Linked DNA regions of Mus musculus: region 1 is linked to region 2. A link is a loop called in an ENCODE intact Hi-C map of the cell type or tissue named here. Cell type or tissue: left cerebral cortex. All regions are shown on one strand. Each heading gives the region's core, and the rest is flanking DNA. Links, peaks and the distances in the headings are about the cores only.

Evidence for each region. Hi-C counts contacts between places; a loop is a spot of excess contacts. Peaks named below come from ENCODE experiments on the same cell type or tissue, not always from the same donor. Only the 100,000 strongest peaks of a DNase experiment are listed, where the experiment ranks them.
Region 1: it touches region 2 in a loop (5-fold over the local background); 5 of 42 quality-filtered maps call a loop at or near these places.

What each region holds. Positions count from the first base shown.
Region 1 is chr15:45,011,169-45,020,870 of GRCm38, reverse strand. No RefSeq gene overlaps it. Among named protein-coding and RNA genes, the nearest start is that of Gm23343, 68 kb to the right of the region's middle. In left cerebral cortex, for the core only: no CTCF peak of the experiment used is centred there; DNase peaks (open chromatin) are centred at 2,562, 3,095, 3,923 and 4,370; H3K27ac peaks cover 4,674 bases.
Region 2 is chr15:44,851,393-44,861,094 of GRCm38, reverse strand. No RefSeq gene overlaps it. Among named protein-coding and RNA genes, the nearest start is that of Gm33852, 19 kb to the right of the region's middle. In left cerebral cortex, for the core only: no CTCF peak of the experiment used is centred there; DNase peaks (open chromatin) are centred at 1,531 and 3,821; H3K27ac peaks cover 2,590 bases.

The sequences.
Region 1 (9,702 bases), core at 527-8,526, 160 kb before region 2:
CTCCAGATAATTTCTACACAGGCTCTCCAGAAAGCCAGTGTTCTATATTCTTAACATGAAGGAAAAATACTTTTAAAAGGAGTGTCCTAAGCCAGTCTTAGCTAATAAGCATTGGATTTATTTGTTAGACTTTTGAGAAGGTAATTTAGTAATTAAGAAAAGAGATCCTTAAATAATATAGTTAAACTGAATGCAAATATACACGGGTACACATATTCTTAGTCTCCTTCCCAATTTTACCCAAGGCTGACCTATGGAAATGTTAGTGAAAGATCTTATTCATGAGGCTTAGATTCACTAGTAATGGGGGGAAGAATATTATACATAGAAAACTACCCTCCATCTCCCTGCTGGGGGCATGCAGAAACGCATCAAAACCCCACTCAGGATATCCAGTGATATTTCTGAGTCTGTGGGAAGGGAGAATGGTTTGCTTGCTTGCTTGCTTGCTTGCTTGCTTGCTTGCTTGCTTGCTTGCTTGCTTGCTTGTGTGTTTTGTTGTGGATAGGGGATGGGAGAGACATAGATAGAGATTTATTACAAATATTTCCAGATCTCTAGTATTTCTGCAGTGTAAGGTGCCAATGTGGCAGGACCCTAAGGTCACCTTCAGTGCAATGCTTTCCCAGGAGGACTCCCAGAACTCAGAAAGTCATTCTTCTTCCAGTCACAGGGTCTGGTTGTGAAAGGACACAGCCACAAGCTAGCAAAAAGAAGAGGCTCACCAAGCAGAGTCCACAGGAGTCCCAGGTGCAGTTTCCATTTCTTTCTCTCAGTGGAGTCATACAGATGGCTGCTGTGGTTTAATGGGAAATGCTCCCTGTAGGCCCATGGGTATGAACATTGAGTTCTCTGCTAGCAGCACTGTTCTGGGAGCTTGTGAAACCTTTAGAAAAAAGAGCCTCACTAGAGGAAGTAGAAACACCAGGACAAGCCTTGAGGCCTTATTGCCCTGTGCCACTTCTTGTCCCAACTCTGCTTCCAGATTTGCAGAGTTATAAGCAAGTAACTGCAGCACTGAGATGGCCCCTGCCAAGAACATCCTTTCATCATGGATGGTAATACTGTATCACTAAGACAATGTGACAAAATAAACCTCTCCTCTAGTAAGTTGTTTCTTGACAGGTATTTGGTCACCATAACTAGAAAAGTAACTAAAATAATGGCTCTGTCCTAATTAGAGTTATTGTTGCTGTGATCAATTGCCCACAATCAAAATCAACTCAAGGAGTTTATTTGGTTTACATTTCTAAATCATTGCTCGTCATGGAAGGAAGTCAGGGCAGAAACATAAGCAGGATAGGGACATGGAGGAAGGAACTGATACAAAGTCTATGGAGGGGTGCTGCTGACTGATTTCCTCTACATAGGTTGTTCTTATAGAATCCAGAACCACTAGCCAAGGGGTGGCACCACTCACAGTGAGTTTAGCCTTAGATTTTATTTTCCTAATTCAAGTTCCCTCCTTTCATATCACTCTAGCTAATGTCAACTTAACATAAAAGTAGCCAATGTGAAAATGTGCATTTTCAAAGCAGAAGAACTTGCAAACTTTAGTGTTCAGAGTTTTATTGAGGCATGGAAATATAGCATAACTCCAACTGCTTCCTGATTGAGTGTCCTGTCACTAGCCCCACAGACGTAGATGTAGGGTACTACATGATCCAACTAGCCCTACTGTGAATCATATTCCTAGCATAGAGTATCACACATAAACCTAGGCACTAGACAGAGTCTAAGTTTTATTAACAGGATATCCCAAGAGCTTAAGAGATTATCCTGTAGAAGCTAATAGAAGGCTAGACCATTGTTTTGGAAAAGTTAAGATTTTATTGAAAACTGAACAGATGAATCTGTTAGTATCACAAAAACAATCAGTATAGTTTGTTGTTGTTGTTGTTGTTGTTGTTGTTTTAGCATTTGATTAACTTAACAAAGTGAAATTTCATCTTCCCCCAAGGATCCAGCAACCTGATGATGCTATAAGCAGTGTGTGGGATATTCTGAAACTTTTCATTTTAATTATAATATGTAATTAATATGTGATATAATTGACTTCAATTATGTTTTAGTGGGTCCTTATGGCTCCACATAGCATAACAGCTCCACAGTGGTGAGATCAAGTCTCAAACTTTATGGGCTTCTAAGTAGGTCCATAGGTCAGTCCCTAGTCACAATAGGTAAGTGATCCCCACTGTCAGCCCATTTGTAATAAACTTTCCAACCAAAGGAGAAGATGAGAAGAAGTGTGAGATTTGGAACACATAAACCTCTGTTGAATGCCTGGATGACGTGAAACAACTGCAAAGTGAACTAGAATCTTATCTTCTAACTATAAGTTATAATCAGAATTATAACCAGAGGTGATGACCAGAATTATATAGCTTTGATGACCAAGCCAAACCCAGAAACAGTCTCGTCAGTACAACCTCACATATGTCAGCGTTATGAGACTGTTTGCATTATCAGCCCCAAGGGAAAAGAAAGAAGAGTGGGATGAGCAGGCTCAGCAGTGTCTGCGTCATTAAGCTCTCTCCAAGGAAGTGACAAAATGACTAGTGGCTATATTTTTAAACCAAATCTAGAGAGCCCTCAAGTTTGAGTAAAACTGTTATTTGAGTGCCTGTCTTCTCAGCCACCACCCCCATACATATGTTGAACACATTATACCATCAACAGAGCATTTTTAAATATAAAAAGCAATACTGATTTTGTATCGTGCACATCAAGAAGTCCAGATTAAAAATGGAATTCTAGTCGAAAAGTTCAAAAAAGGACAAATGCACTACATGTAATTTCCTCAAATTGGAAAATATGAAAAAGTGTATTATTGCCTTGCATGCTAAGCCACACAACTTGAAACTCTAATGCCTTCTAAGATAACGGCACAAATCACATGTCAATTTCCTGACTCCCATAGGTAGTAGTTTGGATAATCTGCAACAATTGCTTAATATTTTTCAGAGACTAATTTTTTTCTTTTGTGAAAGAGTGTGATTACCAGATCAATTTAGTTTTTCTTACCTGACCTGATGAGCAGAAGGGATGATGCACAAACATGAAGCCTGGTGTCCAACAGGTTTTAAATCATGACCCACAGAGCTGCCCAATAACAACCTGGGAAATGAGGACCAGGTCTTGAAAATGCTCAGTTAAGATGAAGTGCTATGGGGGATTACTTTAAAATGTAGCTTCTATAGTTTATTTATGAGTATAAATAGATATGTTAGATAATTCCTGCTAAGGTGTGCTGTGGCTTGGGAGGCAGAGCCAGGCGGATTTCTGAGTTTGAGGCCAGCCTGGTCTACAAAGTGAGTTCCAGGACAGCCAAGGCTACATAGAGAAACCCTGTCTCAAAAAACCAACCAAACAGACAGACAAACAAACAAACAAACAACAAAAAAAAAAACCCTATTTTCATCTTAAGGGAAAAACTGAAGACTTTCCATGCTAATTGTGCCTTTAAGGTACATAATGTCAGTTGTCTACATGACATTGTGTCCTTTCTACATATATCTAGATTTTGCTGAGTAATACTATGTCTACTTTTGGGAACTTCCCACCTAACACGTAGAAGCCATTTAACCCAGTCCTGCTGGCAAACCAGCTATAAAGATATTTCTTCAGAAAAACGCCCCAGAATCTTGTCTTTCCGTTCTAGGTAAAGTAAATCCCACAAATTCTATCTTACTAGTTCTTACTTTGAACATAAAAATAATCTCTGGAGTTACAGCTACCATTTTGAGATTATGAGGTGACTAAATGATGAAAAACAGAAGATAGAGACACGGAAAAAGATGAACCATGTGTCTTTTGTCAGTGGGGACACACTTGCTGCCACCACAAGAATCCCTGAACCATAGTGGGCAGTGACGGCTGCACTCTATAGCAGTCACGTGGCACTTCGCCCATCACCATGGCACAGAGAAGAGAACTTGGCAGAAACACTCACTCTTAAAGGTTCCTGCCCCAAAATAGCACAAGCTACATCTGCTCCCATCCCAATGGTTAAAGCACATTACGTAACTATACCTCACATCCAGGAGGAAACTAGCAAAATCATACCATGTGTCAAAAAGGAAGAAAATCAAAACATTGATTAACAGCTTCGATGAACAGTTACAATTTTCCTTATGTGAGGAAAAATATATCCTGTTTGTTGAGTCACTTTGGATTGGATTTCCTATAACTTCTAACCAAAAAAAAAAAAAAAAAAATTAGTCAATAAGCCTTCAAATTGTCTGAATTGCTAAGATTGCCTATGTAAAAGTCTATAAAATTACATAGCATTGTTTTGGTCTTGCTTACACAGCCTTTTCTAGGAAAGACATTTTCACAACAGGCTTCCTGGTATTCTGACATTTACAAGCTTTCTGTCTCTCTTCCATAATGCCTCCTGAGTCACAGAAGCAGGAGCTGTGATGTAAATATATCCATTAGGGCTAGGCTGCCCTTGATCTGTTGATCTCTGCACTGTAACCACTTATGGGTTTCTGTGATTGTCTCCAATTTCTATGAAGGGAAGATTCTATGAAAAGGGGCAGTAGCTACATATATCTGTGTATATAAGAATAAGATTTGAAATGTAGTAAGGAATAATGCTGGTTTGGCAAAGTGGTGGTAGTAGATTATTTTCTAAGGTCCATGATCTCACTATTCTCAGGCAATTGAATGGGTTCTCAAGTACTTTCCAAGTACTATTGTTTTTCTCTTAAGTGGATCTTACATCCTAGTAGACAGCTTTTAGTTACTACCATGCAAGTGCCTAAGTGTCCCTAATTCAGCAATGGGGACTTACCTTAAAGTTCTGAAAGGAGTCACTTGGGCTACCCTGGCAGAAGGAAGTCTCGATATCAAAAGACATCCTAATGTACAGTGAGGAAGTGTCATGAGATCCAACACTAGCCAAGGAATTCTACATAATTTATGACTGCTGGGAGAGGGAAAATTACCCCCTTCCTGGAATGGGCCCCTGTAGTAGTTTAAAAAAGAATGGCTCTCATATAGATTCAGTCTTTAATTCACAGTTTGCGTCACTCTTTGGGAATAATTAAGAAGTATGGCCTTGTTGGAAGGAGTGCATCACTGGGCTAGGAGCTGAGGTTTCAAACACCTACACCATTCCTAGATAGCTCTCCCTGATTCATGGCTTATGGATAAGCTCTCATCTAATGTTCCAGTACCACAGCAGCCAGCAGCTGTGCTCCCCACCATAATTATAACTCTCTGGAGCTGCGAGCCCAAAATTAAAGGCTTTCTTCTATAACTTGCCTAGCTCATGGTGTCTTGTTACAGTAATGGAAAAGTCACTAAGAGAGAATCTAGTACAAAGATGGGGTATTGTTGTGGCCACTCTGGCCATGCTGCTTTGGGATTTCAGGGTGGACCATAGGAAAGATTTTGGAACTTTGGACTAAGAAAGTGCTTGAATACTATAAGCAGGGTTTAACAGACTATTCTATTAAGAGTTTGGAAGAAAGTAGTGCTAAAAGCAATGTAGCTAGGTAAACCCAGCTCAAGAGATTTCATAGTAGAACAATATTAGCAACTGGGCTAGTGGCCATTCTTGAAATATTTTGGCAAATAATGTTGCTTTCTTTTGTGTATGTCAAAAGAATATGCCTCGGGCTAAATTGAAATTTTTAATTAATTTCCTTGCTGGAGGACGTTCCAAGACAGCCTAATATTGATTCTGTCATATGTGTATTAGTAATCATTCCTATGGGAGTGTGCAAGGAAAAGAACAAGCAAGGCAAAAAGAAAAAACACAACATGGAGTTTGAAGCAAAAGAAAGACCACCAGGAAATGTAGAGCTGTAGTCAAGGCTTGTGCTGGAAGAGGTAAGACTAAAGACAGCTGGGTTCTGAAATGAAATAAAGGGAGAGAAAGACAACACCCAAGTAAGCTTTCAACAATTAAAAAAAAAAAAGAAAGAAAAGACCTGAGGACCTTTCTACCCCTAAAACAACACTACAAGGGAAAGTTTCTGCAAATATAGGGGGTCAGGATCCACCCAAGTGATCAGCCAAACTTGATAGGATTGTGCACATGTTCTGACTTTAGAGTCATGCAGGATACACAAGTAAAGGAATCATGGAATCTTCCTTTGCAGTTGAGGAGAGCTTCTGAGTCCACGCATGCAGCAGGGAATTCCTTGAATGGAGATCCTGAGATGCCATTGCATAGAGCTGTGAAACTGAAACCTGGATTACACTGGTAAGCTCAAGATTTTAGAGATGCTAGAACCATAAAACATCTTCCAAAGCAAGTTGTAAACATGAGGTGAAATATCTGCTGTAGGAAGCAGAGGCACAAGGGCAGAGCCATCCAAGCGCTTTGACACGAGGTATGAAATTGTAGAATTTGGAGTATTCCTGTTGGGGGGTTAGACTTGCTTTGGTTCACTATTTAATCACTATGACCCCAGTGCTCTTCTTTAGAATGGCAGTGTACATTCTGTGCCATTATATGTTGCCAGATTATAATTGCTTTTGGCTTTAGGGTGTAACTGTTAGTAAACTGCCTTCCATTTCAGAAGAGACTGGATTTTTAGGAAGTGTTGACTGTGAAAGACAATGGGAATATTTGAAATTGGACTAACTTGCATTTTTGCATTATGAAACAGCCAACAGCCTCTGATGGCCATGGAATGGGACATGATGGCTCAAATAAAAATGCTCTATGTGCTTGAATAGTTGACCTCACGTTGATGGGACTGTCTAGGAAGGATTAGGAGTTGTGGTCTTGTTGGAAAAGGTTTGTCACTGGGGACAGGATTTGAGGTTTCAAAAGATTCACCCACAACCCCAGTGGCTCCTTTCTGCTTCCAAGATGCCACTTTTACTTAATAGAAAGTACTCATCCCCTAACCACATACATACCAACAAAGGTATGTTTTATATTTACATGCTTATATTTTTGTGCACATTAATAATAATCAAATTTTAAAAGCCTAACAATTTGAAAATATGCCACATGGGAGGAGTTGAAGGAAGAGTACCTGGGAGAGACAAAAGGGAAGAAAGGAAATGTAAAAAGCCATATCCTCTTGTTTTACTTAAAAATTTATTTAAAGTAAAGATTATATAACAAAGTAGAATTCAGTTCTATTCAGAAGCATTATAGCTTTTTTATTATTATAATTGACCTTCAAATGATTTCTCTTTGAAGAGAGATTTAATGGTAAGCTCTAAAATCAATGCTTTTCAGTTCTTTTCATTTTTTTAGTAGATTTTTCTTTACTTACATTTTTAATGTTGTCCCCGTTCCTAGTTTTCCCTCCAGAGATGCCCTATCTCCTTGCTTCTCCCCCTGCTCACCATCCCACACATTCCCACTTCCTGGCCCTGGCATTCCCCTACACTGGGGCATCAAGCCTTCACAGAACCAAGGGCCTCTTCTCCCATTGATTACCATAAAGGCCATTCTCTGCTACTTATGCAGTTGGAGCCATGAGTCCCACCATGTGTACTCTTTGGTTGGTGGTTTACTCCCAGAGAGCTCTGGGGGGGTACTGGTTGGCTCATATTGTTGTTCCTCCTATGGGGCTGTAAACCCCTTTAGCTCCTTAAGACCTTTCTCTAGATCCTCCATTGGGGACTCTGTGCTCAGTCCATTAGATGGCTGAGAGCATCCACCTCTGTATTTGTTAGGTAGTGGTAGAGACTCTCAGGAGAGAGCTATACCAGGCTTCAGAAAGTACTTGTTGGCATCCACAATAGTGTCTGGGTTTGGTGACTGTATATGGGATGGAAACCCAGGTGAGGCAGTCTCTGGATGGCCTTTCCTTCAGTTTCTGTTCCACAATTTTTCTCTATAACTCCTTCCACGGGTATTTTGTTCCCCCTTCTAAGAAGGACTAAAATATCACACTTTGATTTGCATTTCCCTGATGACTAAGGATGTTGAACATTTCTTCAGGTGCTTCTCAGCCTTTTGAGATTCCTTAGTTGAGAATTCTTATATTGAAGAATGCTCTGTCTCCCATTTTTATAGGGTTATTTGATTCTCTAAAGTTTAACTTCCTGAGTTCTTTTTATATATTGGATATAAGCCATCTATCAGATATAGCACTGGTAAAGATCTTTTCACAATCTGTTGGTTGCCATTTTGTCCTGTTGACAGTGTTCTTTGCCTTACAGAAGCTTTGCAATTTTATGAGGCCCCATTTGTCAATACTTGATCTTAGAGCATAAGGTGTTGGTGTTCTGTTCAGGAAATTTTCCCCTGTGCCCATGTGGTCAAGGCTCTTACTCACGCTTCCTTTTCTATTAGTTTCCAGGTATCTGGTTTTATTTGGAGGTCCTCATCCACTTAAACTTGAGCTTTGTACAAGGAGATAAAACTGGATTGATGTGCGTTCTTCTACATGCTATCCACCAGTTGAATCAACACCATTTGATGAAAATGTTGTCTTTTTTTCCATTGAATGATTTTAGCACCTTTGTCAAAGATCAAGTGACCATAGGTGTGTGGGTTCATTTCTGGATCTTCAATTTTATTCCATTGATCTACCAGCCTCTCACTGTACCAGTACCATGCAGTTTTAGTACAGCTTAAGGTCAAGGATAGTGGTCCCACCAGAAATTCCTTTATTATTGAGAATAGTTTTCCCTATCCTAGGCTTTTGTTATTCCAAGTGAATTTGCAAATTGCTCTTTCTAACTCTTTGAAGAATTGAGTTGGAATTTTGACAGGATTGCATTGAATCTGTAAATTGCTTTCAGGAAGACGGCCATTTTTTCTTTATTAATCCTGACAATCCAGGAGCATGGGAGATCTTTCTTCTAAGATGTTCTTAAATTTCTTTCTTCATACTTGAAGTACTTGTCATGCAGATATTTCACATACTTAGAGTCACACCAAGGCATTTTATATTATTTGTAACCTTTGTGAAAAGTGTTGTTTCCAGAATTTCTTTGTGTAGAGAAAGGTCACTGATTTGTTTGAGTTCATTTTATATCCAGCTACTGCACTGAAGCTGTTTATCAGGTTTAGGAGTTCTCTGGTGGAATTTTTAGGGTCACTTATATATACTATCATATCATCTGCAAATAGTGATATTTTGACTTCTTCCTTTCCAATTGGTATCCCCTTGATCTCCTTTTGTTGTCGAATTGCTCTGGCTAGGACTTCAAGTACTATACTAAATAGGTAGGGAGAGAGTGGGCAGCCTTGTCTAGTCCCTGATTTTACTAAGATTGCTTCAAGTTTCTCTCCATTTAATTTGATGTTGGCTAATGGTTTGCTGTATATAGCTTTTATTATGTTTAGGTATGGGCCTTGAATTCCTGATCTTTCCAAGACTTTTATCATGAATGGGTGTTGGATTTTGTCAAATGTTTTCTCAGCATCCAATGAAATAATCATATGGTTTTTTCTTTGAGTTTCTTAAAATAGTGGATTATGTTGATGGATTTCCATATATTAAACTATCCCTGCGTCCCTGGGGTGAAGCCTACATAATCATGATGGATGATCCTTTTGATGTGTTCTTGGATTCAGTTTTCAAGAATTTTATTGAGTATTTTTTAATTGATATTCCTAAGGGAAATTTGTCTGACGTTCTCTTTCTTTGTTGGGTCTTTGTGTGGTTTATGTATCAGAGTAATTGTGGCTTCATAGAACGAATTGGATAAAGTACCTTCTGTTTCTATTTTGTGGAACCATTTGAGAAGTATTGGTATTAGGTCTTTGATAGA
Region 2 (9,702 bases), core at 484-8,483:
ATGAGTTAAATACCTAATAAAAAATGGAAAAAAAAAAAAAAACAAAACTTAGTCACATAAAGCTGAAAAAAAAAAAATAAAAAAATAAACTCAATTCTCTGCCTCAGAGGGCCAAAATCAAGTTTTGGAAAAATTCTATTTAAAAGAACTGCAAAGAAGGAACTATACAAAATAATATTAACTGTGTTTGTGCCAGATACATTTTGGTATGTTTTTCCACAATTTTAGAATTTGCTGTAAATTTTTATTTATAACACTCAAGTAAGAATAAATGCCAAGGCATTCATTTTTTACTCAAGTGTTATCTAAATACAAATTTAATACCATTCAGTCAGTCTAGCTTAAACAGCAAGGTCCAGGTTCACTGAGGGAATCTGTCTCCAAAAGACAAAAAGGCAGAGAATCATAGAGAAAGACATATAATGTCACAACATGAACTGTGGCCTACATATGCATATTTAAAGACACGGCCTCCCTAAGAACACATATGCATAATGCAACATGCACAGATTTAAAAGTATAATTAAATAAAGTAATAAAAAAATGAATGCCTCACACCTGAAAGCAGTGAACATACTGAGATAACCTGACATTAATCCTTTCTTCATTTACAGTATTAGACAGATTTTTCCTAGCCAAGAGTTAGATAAAAGGCAGTACATTTGACATGGTGCCAGTTGAAGTCATTAATCCTGAAGATAACAATACAGGCCTGCCAGTCAGCAAGCATCATCAAGAAAAAAAGAAAAAAAGGTTGTCTTCATTGAAATCATCTACATGTCTAGACTTTGATGTGTCCATTGATGAATTAACTTATGAGAAATACCTAAAAAAATTCCCTTTGTTGTTTCAGTTGGGTTAATGATGACTTGTTTTGATTGCTGAATCAAGTTCCCTGCTATTTCTTACTAGACATGCATGAAAATTAGAATAGCCCCGACCTGTATGTTTGATAAATGCCAAACTGTTAGATATTATATTAAATTTAGAACTATCACATCAATATTTTGTAACTAGAGACAAAAATCACTTAAAAATAAATTACCTTTATGCAAAGTATGTTTGGATAGCAGTTAGTAATTCAAATAAATCCACAAACGTCATCTTCAAAGAGATCTCCTTCCCATTAAAAAACACACCCTGAGTCCCTCTCCTCAGCTCCTAGCAATTGCTAAGCTGTTTTCTGTCTCCATAGATTTGCATACTCAGTATATTTCAAAATATACAGTCATATAATACATTTTCTTTGCCTTTTTTCCTTTATCCTTTCAAGGAAAGCCATTTTAATAGAATGAGTTGTTAACTGCTGATTGGAACAAGCTCAATAATTCCAACCCAAGTTGCCTTTGGAATAATGGCCATTGTTCCTATCAGTAAATCACCACTTGATGTGATGAACGACGCTGAGCGCTGGGGTAAATCCAAGCCAAATCCAGCCTTACCCACTCATTGCCTTCCCTAATCTTGCTGCTCTCTATCTTGGGTGCTTGGCAATAGCTTGAATAAAATGCATACATCCACCTACTCATCTTTTTCTGTCCTTACATATACTCATCCCTAGAAGGCATTTTTACTTTTTGATCACCCTAATGTAATCTGGTTTTGGTTCCACATGCCTGCAATTCCAGCCTTTGAGAGCCACAGGCAGAAGGATTGCAAAACCAGCCTGGATTATATAAGACCCTGTCTTGAAATTCAAAATATAAGAAAGAAAACAAGTTAAAACATCACCCTGCATTTAAAAGCTCCCATATGAAACTTCCTCTGGCATGTTCTCTATGCACACACTTTCTCTACCTGGTACCTCTGCTGTTGGACTTACTATGGACGACACTATTAAATGTTTATGAATAAGTACTCCAGTAGATATTGGAAATTCTTATCTCTAATGTTTGTCCCAATGCCTATTACTAAGAAACCAATAAATTTTTGAATACATAAAAATGAGGAAATGGACAAAATGCCCACAAATAGTCTGTGAAGCACATTTAGATAAATTTGGACAACAGTGGATCCCAAAGCAGCATTAGCACCAGCATAGGCAACCTCAACACTTGATCAAAATGTGAGTTCATAGCCTCAACTCAAAACCTACTGAGTCATATATAGAGACCCCCTTCCCAGCAATCCATTGTTAACAAGAACCCCTGGTTACTGATATACACAGTTTATACACATTCCTGAAAACAGAGAAGACAGGAACAACTATCTTAACACAGTCTCTTGAAAACCACACATGGGTACCTGAGAGGTTCAAAAGGTAAAACCACTCACCACCAAGGCCCACAGCCTGAACTGAATGCCTGAGACTCACAAAATAGAAGGCAGAACAGACTCCTGAAAGTTGTCTTCTACCTGCAATTAGATGCTGTGGCATACATCACCACCCCCACCTATACATACTACTGTAATAAAATTAAGTTCAAAGGCCAATGCTTTTTCCAGAAGCCATGCTTTCCAGTTTTCTGTGTTCAGAGGTTGCTCATTGATAGCAGTCTGAAAGACTCCTTTTTCTGCTTCTCCACACTTCCATGCTGAAGTCTCTGGGATCATGCTTCTAGTCTCAAATCTCTATTCATTCTTGCCATGAATATTGTTTGTATAATAGCAACCATTTATTTCTCCAGTACCAACCTATCTGAAGGCACCTTGTGTGAATGTGCCTTCTCAGTGCTCCTACTTAAATCCTTATTATAATAGCACTTATCTTTACCACTCAAATCACAACTTTGTATTTTCACTGTCTGGATCACTTACATAACATTATCCTCAAATTCAGTAGTTTTAGGTTGCATGCATTTATTATCTTACACCTTTGTGGACCAGACAGGAATCTGGTATAAGCAGGACCCAACTGGGAAGGAATTAACTCCAAAACTCATTGAGGTATCCACACTTTGTCTTCACAACTGTTGGGTTGAGGGTCTAAATTCCTTACTGTGTGAACCTATTGACTGATATTGTCACTAAAACCAGCAAGAGAGACAGTCTTCTGGGAAGATGGAAGTCACTGTTTTCTGTAAGCTACTCACAGGTCTGGCATCTCCTCAGTTTTCCCCTAAACTAAACATTGGAAGTGAACCCCTTAGTGGACGTCACAGTAAAGAAGAAAATTGATTACCCAAGCTTCTGGATTCAAGGAAATTGGAATCCCAGAACACATTTCACAACCCTACCTCCTACTTTCTTAAGCATGTTTCATGTGGGTAAACACGGGGCTATGAAAGAATTATTTTTCTAACTTTAAGACAAGTCTGCTAGAAATGGTGAAGCTTATAAGTTTTGTCAAATTCACCTAACCAGTCAGAGACTCGTTAGGATTTGAACTTACTGGCTCCACACTATTCTGCCTGTGATCTTTGCATCTCTATGGTTGAATTTTTGTGTTGAATATATAATTCATCGCCTTATTCTTTACTTTTTCTTGTTAATGCTTACCTTTTTGTGACTAAACCCATCATGTGTTATCATCTTTAAATATCTAATAACATCAATGATTTCAGAAGCAATAGGCCTAGATATTTGCAAACTATGGTTCCTCAGTTTTCACACAGCAGTATCTCAATGTTAATTACTGTCACTGTTTATGTGGTAAAATGATACTGGAGTAAATTAACAAACATCTGCTTTTGTCCCAGATCCTAGCTCCTCTGGGTCTCATTGTGTTCATCTGTTAAATAAGATCATTGAAGTAGAGCCTTTATAAGGCTCTTTGGTTTATATAGCACAGCAAGATGCTGAGAGTGTGAAACACACAGTAAGTTCCACGAAGTCCCCTTGCTCCTCACACTCCTTCTTCTGGTGAGTTAGCCTGCACACTGAGACACTTCCACCCCCAGGCTTTCTGAAATTATTTACTGAATCAACAGAATTTCAGGCAGATGGTTTCTATATCCTTATGTCCTTAAAAAAAAAATCTGGCATGTGAAATGAACAGGGAGATTAAAATCTAGCTCTTCCTTTGTATTGTTTCCAGTTTTCCCTTTCTTCTCTTCTCTGCCTTTCCAGTTACCAGTGCTGTGAACTGAGAGAGCATCAGAACTTCGACCTGTCTTTATCACCACTGTGAAGTATTCTCTGAAATACATATAAGTCAAAAGAATGAATTATGATATGAAAGAATTGCTATGGCATATATCCCTTAATAGTTTTTCTATTTAAACTTTTAAACTATTTTCTCAGAGTCCTTACATGTTAACCAATCCAAGGTGGCCATTTGTAATTAAAATAAAGATCGGTTTTAATAGACTGAACTCAGCCTCACTTAATGGATATGAGTTTCTGATTTGCCAAGCTGATTTATGGCTTTTTTGAATTTTATCAACTATTAAACAGCTCATTTTTGGAAAGATTTATTAATGAAAAGTATACTTAGGTAACCAGAATGTTGCAATATAAATCAATATAAACCTGAAAGTGATAGTCACACAAGACTGTTCCATTCATCTCAATATTATGCAACATCACACAAACAGAGGCTTTTTATGCTTGAGTTGTTACCCACCCAGGCAGTCCAGGAGAAAAAATATCAAAGCACTGTCTGACTAGGGCTGTGTGAACATCCAAATAAAGTCCAAAGCCGATAATTACAGTTTTCTTCATACAGCAGATACTCAATGATCACTGAATATCTGAAAAACAAAAGATGAGAAAAACCAAACATCAAGGAATTTAGGATCTAAAGAACTGAGTCTACTTTGTTTTATTTCCAGGTGTTTTTCTAGAGTGGCTTCACAGCTAGATATGAGAAACAAAGGGACTGAGGCTTTTCATTGAAGGATATTAGCTATATGCTGTGCCACGTGAAATGCAATAGAAGTTCATAACAGAGATCATTCCTTGTGAACTCATATGCCACTGGATCTTGGTGTTAGAAGTAGGGGGCAGCCCCAGTACAGGGGAACGCCAGGGCCAAAAAGGGGGAGTGGGTGGGTAGGGGGTTGGGGGGGTGGGTATGGGGGACCTTTGGGATAGCATTGAAAATGTAAACGAGGAAAATACCTAATAAAGAAAAAAAAGAAAAGAAAAAAAAAAAAGAAGTAGGGGCAGTGAGTAAAGGTAGTTGCTTACAAACCAAAAGACTTGAACTAAATCATCAGGACTTCTGAATGGTTTCTTCTGATCTCCCCTGTAGTACACACACACACACACACACACACACACACACACACACACACACACACAAATATAAAATAAATAATTAAAATTATGATAAGCTGAAAAATGGAAACAGAATCTACAAACACAAAATCTCAGTGGCAAAGTCACAGGGTAGTGATTGACTATAAACAAGGTAAAGGAATAAGCAAGTGAGACATAAGAAACCCAAATAAACATGATATAAGGATAAAAGTCTTTACTAAAGTCCATCTACATGTTTGCAGTGGCTTTTGACCTACCTGTGGGATGTACAAAATATTCCCTTGAATAAAAAACAATCAAGCAAAGGTCTCCATTCTGGGCAATTCTGACAAAAAATACAAACACTAGTGTTCTGGGTAATATTTGCTTTCCAGGACTGCAATAATAAAGAGTATCAGACTCATGACTTCCTCAACAGAAACATATTTCCCTCACTCCTATTGGCTGGAGATCTGAAAATAGAAGGGCTGGTTTCTTCTCTCTTCCTGGTACCCCCTGGACCATGTCCTCCATGCATCTTCACATACTTTTCCTTCAAGAAGTCCTAACCTCTTTTTATACATGACACCTGTGATTCTGGACTAAGCTTATAAAAATTTTTGTCAATATTGTAAAAGATTCTGTCCTAAAATGTAATCATTTTCTGAGACAACACAGGTCAGAACGTCAGCATGTGAACTGGGGAGGAGAAGACAATGTAGAACACACAGATATGCTCACATGGAGTTAAGAGCAGAACAATGCAATTATACAACAAGAGGGTAGGCAAAGGGCCACAGGAAAGACTGACAGATGCCACATAATTTTACAGATATAATAACAGAAAATTTTTAAAGGAAAAAAAGGACCTTGTAAAGAAAACCCTGAGATGCAAAATGTAGTGTTAGAAAATATATTCCTGACTTCTCTGTGTTCTTCGCTCAGGTAACTATAAATTCTCACACACTACACTTGGGGTCTGTTATGCATACTTACACTACAGTGGTATATCCCTTACACTACAGGGAGGAGAAGAGCTCACAAGGCCTGGGAATCTCACAAAACTTAGAAAATTAGGGGAGCTCAGAAAATTGTGAGAGTCACAAGGCCTTTCTTCCAACACCAGGTTATAAGAACATTAAACAATCTCTGGGGGCGGGGCGGGAAGAGACCCTCTTCAGTGCAGCTGCCTGCAAATTGTGCAATGAGATTCTGGGATGCAACTTCTGGTCATCCATGGGGAGATGAGGTTAGGTGATGTAGCTACCCAAGGGACACCTAGGCTTCCATAAGGAATCTGAGTCAACTCACCGACTCACCAAGCTAGATGTGAGTAGGTTTTTTTTGGTTTTTTTGGGTTTTTTTTGTTTTTTTTTCTATCATAACTGCCCTATCTGAGATGAATAGATATGAGCTTATATTTTCCCAGAAAAAGTCACAGATGGAAACCTTAGACACCCCGTATTTCACTAGGGAAAGCAGTGTCTTCTCCAAAGACAACTTTGATAATTGGTGACAAAACCTGATTCACACTTAATGTTCTTTCCACCACTACATAGTGCCTGAAAAAAAAAAAAAAACAAAAAACAAAAAACACCATTCCAGTGATCATAGTTTTTTGGTTTTTGTTTTTAAAGAAAAAAAAACTTATTTTTGCAACGGACTTAGAAATCTGTATTGCCTTGCTATACAGGTGAAATGTGACTGTACCATCAAGGTCTGTACTGAAAGATATAGGATCTACTAGGCACATATCCCTAAATAAATTGAAGCCACTAAGTTTTAACAAACTAAAAGTCTAGTTCTTCTGTTTTCCTGGCTATATTCCAAATGCTTGCGGGCCTATATGTGTTTGGAAGCTACCATAGCAGACAGTACAGATATACAGAAGACTCTAATTCAGCAAGTACCCCTGGGACATACCAGTCCAGCATATTGGAGAAAGCATGGAAGCTTTTTTTTTTCCAGAAAGTCTTATGAAGCTTAACGGTGAAGAATTTTTCAAATAGCAAGTGACAGCTTATTTCTAATACAAATGCATGTGTTCACAGCACAAAGAAGTCTCTCACAAAAACCTCTGTTGTAAATTTCAACTTCGTATTGGCCTTTATTTAAACAAAGCTCAACTTTTCTAGAAGTCTACAGTCATAAAGACACATTGCTGATACTCCCTAATATAAATTATGTTGGATAATCTCAAATGACCAAATATAAATCAAGGTTATTCCAAAAACTCCCCCTTCCTAAAGAAACTCTGGATTTTTCTCTCACATATAACATACTACCGATATGCCTGAATGATATTTTATTACAATGTTTAAGCTCTAGTGAAGAATTCCTCTGCCCATATGTAAATTTTAAGACAAGAATTTACTGCTAAAACTTTTCCTAACTTCACAAAAAATGCATTATAATATAAAACTACAAAACACTACAACCTTTATATTTCAACAATGACAAATTTTATGAGGTTATAGTTGTAGAGATGTGAATGAATATTCTGAGAGGTATCAGTGACATAGATACCAGCAGACCTCTGGGTAGAATTTGCCTTAAGGACAGGCTCAAAATCCCAGATAGAGTACATCTCAAAGGATAGTACATCTCAGCGGTACCCCACAAACCACAGAAAAGATTTTTCTAAACAACAAGAGCTCATAACTTCTCTACAAACCTACTAAGTTGGAATCTCCGTTAGCAGAATATTGTTCTTCCCATCTTTATAAGCTCCTTGGATAATTCTTCTTCTACTACAATTTAAGGCAAACATGAATTATGAAATAAAATGGAAAACCCATATGCTTGATATATGTCTGTAGTGAGGGATTATTAGTCATCCCGGCTATAACAGTTCCATACAAGGTGGAGAAGAACATCATTTATAAAGCAGATAGCATTAAATGTTTTGTGGCTGTTTTCTTATTCTGAAACCGGAATACTGACAGTATTTTCAATTATAATTAGAAAACGCCTCACTCCTCCAAACAGTTACCTAACCTGCATACACAATTATATGGTCTTCCTGAACATGTAGGAGAGAGAAAAACAACTTCTGACAGTCATTTTTAAGTTTTTCTGATTTTAGAGCCTTTCTTTTATTAGCTTGCAATTTTTTCACTGTAAAAATCAGATGTGCCCTAAATGTACATCTAATGAACTGAAACTGCACGTGAAATACTGACAATTAGTAAAAGACATCACAATGTGAAAACATTAGTCAATTCTTTTAAAAAGGAAAACAAGGCAGACGTTGTGGCTTGCTCCAATTATCCCAGGATTTAGGAAGATGAGACAGGAAGAATACCATGAATTCAAGGTCCTCTTGGGATATATAGTAATTTCCAGGCAAGCCTATGCTACATAGTGAAACTCTACATAAAAGGAAAAATAGTAACACCATAATAATAATCATTCTAAAGATTTACATTTTAAAAATAGAAAGGAAAACCATACCAAGATGTATCACTTGAGTTAACACCCAATGATCCAAATCAATCCGTTGATTTTATTTAATATTTTGACAAATAGTAGAAAGGAAAAGAACAATTTACTTAATTAATAAAGTTGGTCTTGCCTGATGACTGTAATGTACATAATGCCTGGGAATTGAGAGGGAAATTATATATATAAAGACACAGAGAGAAAGAGAGAGTCTAAGCTGGACAGTTTATACTGAATGCTATTAAGCATAGTCCTACAGAAAACAATGTGGATGACCAGAAAAAAAATATAAATCACCATGAGGGAGAAAATAATATCTTCTCCAAGCGAGAAATTCCATATATCTTCAAGAGTTGAGAGGACAATAGGAGAACTTAAAGGGATATGAATGGATACAAGCAGGACTTTCCATAAGGCTAACTGAACAGCTACTGTGTCCTTAGCACTCATCCGTGCTCGTTTTACGCATTTCAGCACTTCATAAACCTAGTCATTGCAAGCCTGAGCTTCCATAGTACCAATGAGTCAACTCAAAAGAAAACCCCAGAGAGTCTCTTTCACACCCTGAGATATTGCTGGTAACTGAGTCATCATCAGGGAGGGTGCAAAATGTACTGATAAATTACTTCCCAACCTGCTAGATCATTTTGCTTGGCAAGTGTCCACAGTGTTGCTGACACAGCCTGGAGACCTTTGTGTGCTAAAGCAGCATGTTTTGTTCCTCCTTTATAAGAAGCAGGAGCGCTCTTCATCAGCCTATTACTGTCTAAATAAAGTGAGATGGTGACAGGTGTAGTCTATGGGACTCAATACACTCCTTTTTATCCTGGCAAGAGGATCTATCACCCATCCAAAAAGACATTCAGTCCCTGAAAACACGATTTTAACGCTTCATCAAAGCTTGAGGAAGCCTGAAGATGTTTTGGAAGTTAGCCAATTAGGTGTATCTGCAGGGCGTCTGCTCTCTCTTTCACTCAGCTAGCCTTCACTGTCTGGGTTCTTTCATCCTTTGCTAAACAGGAGCAGATGAGCCCCAGGCAGCAAATAGGATCTAAAAAGAACAGGCTTTGCATCCTCTGAAAGGCAAGTGCTTTACAGAGATGGCACATCAGAGAGTCTATCCCACGCTGGACAGTTTAT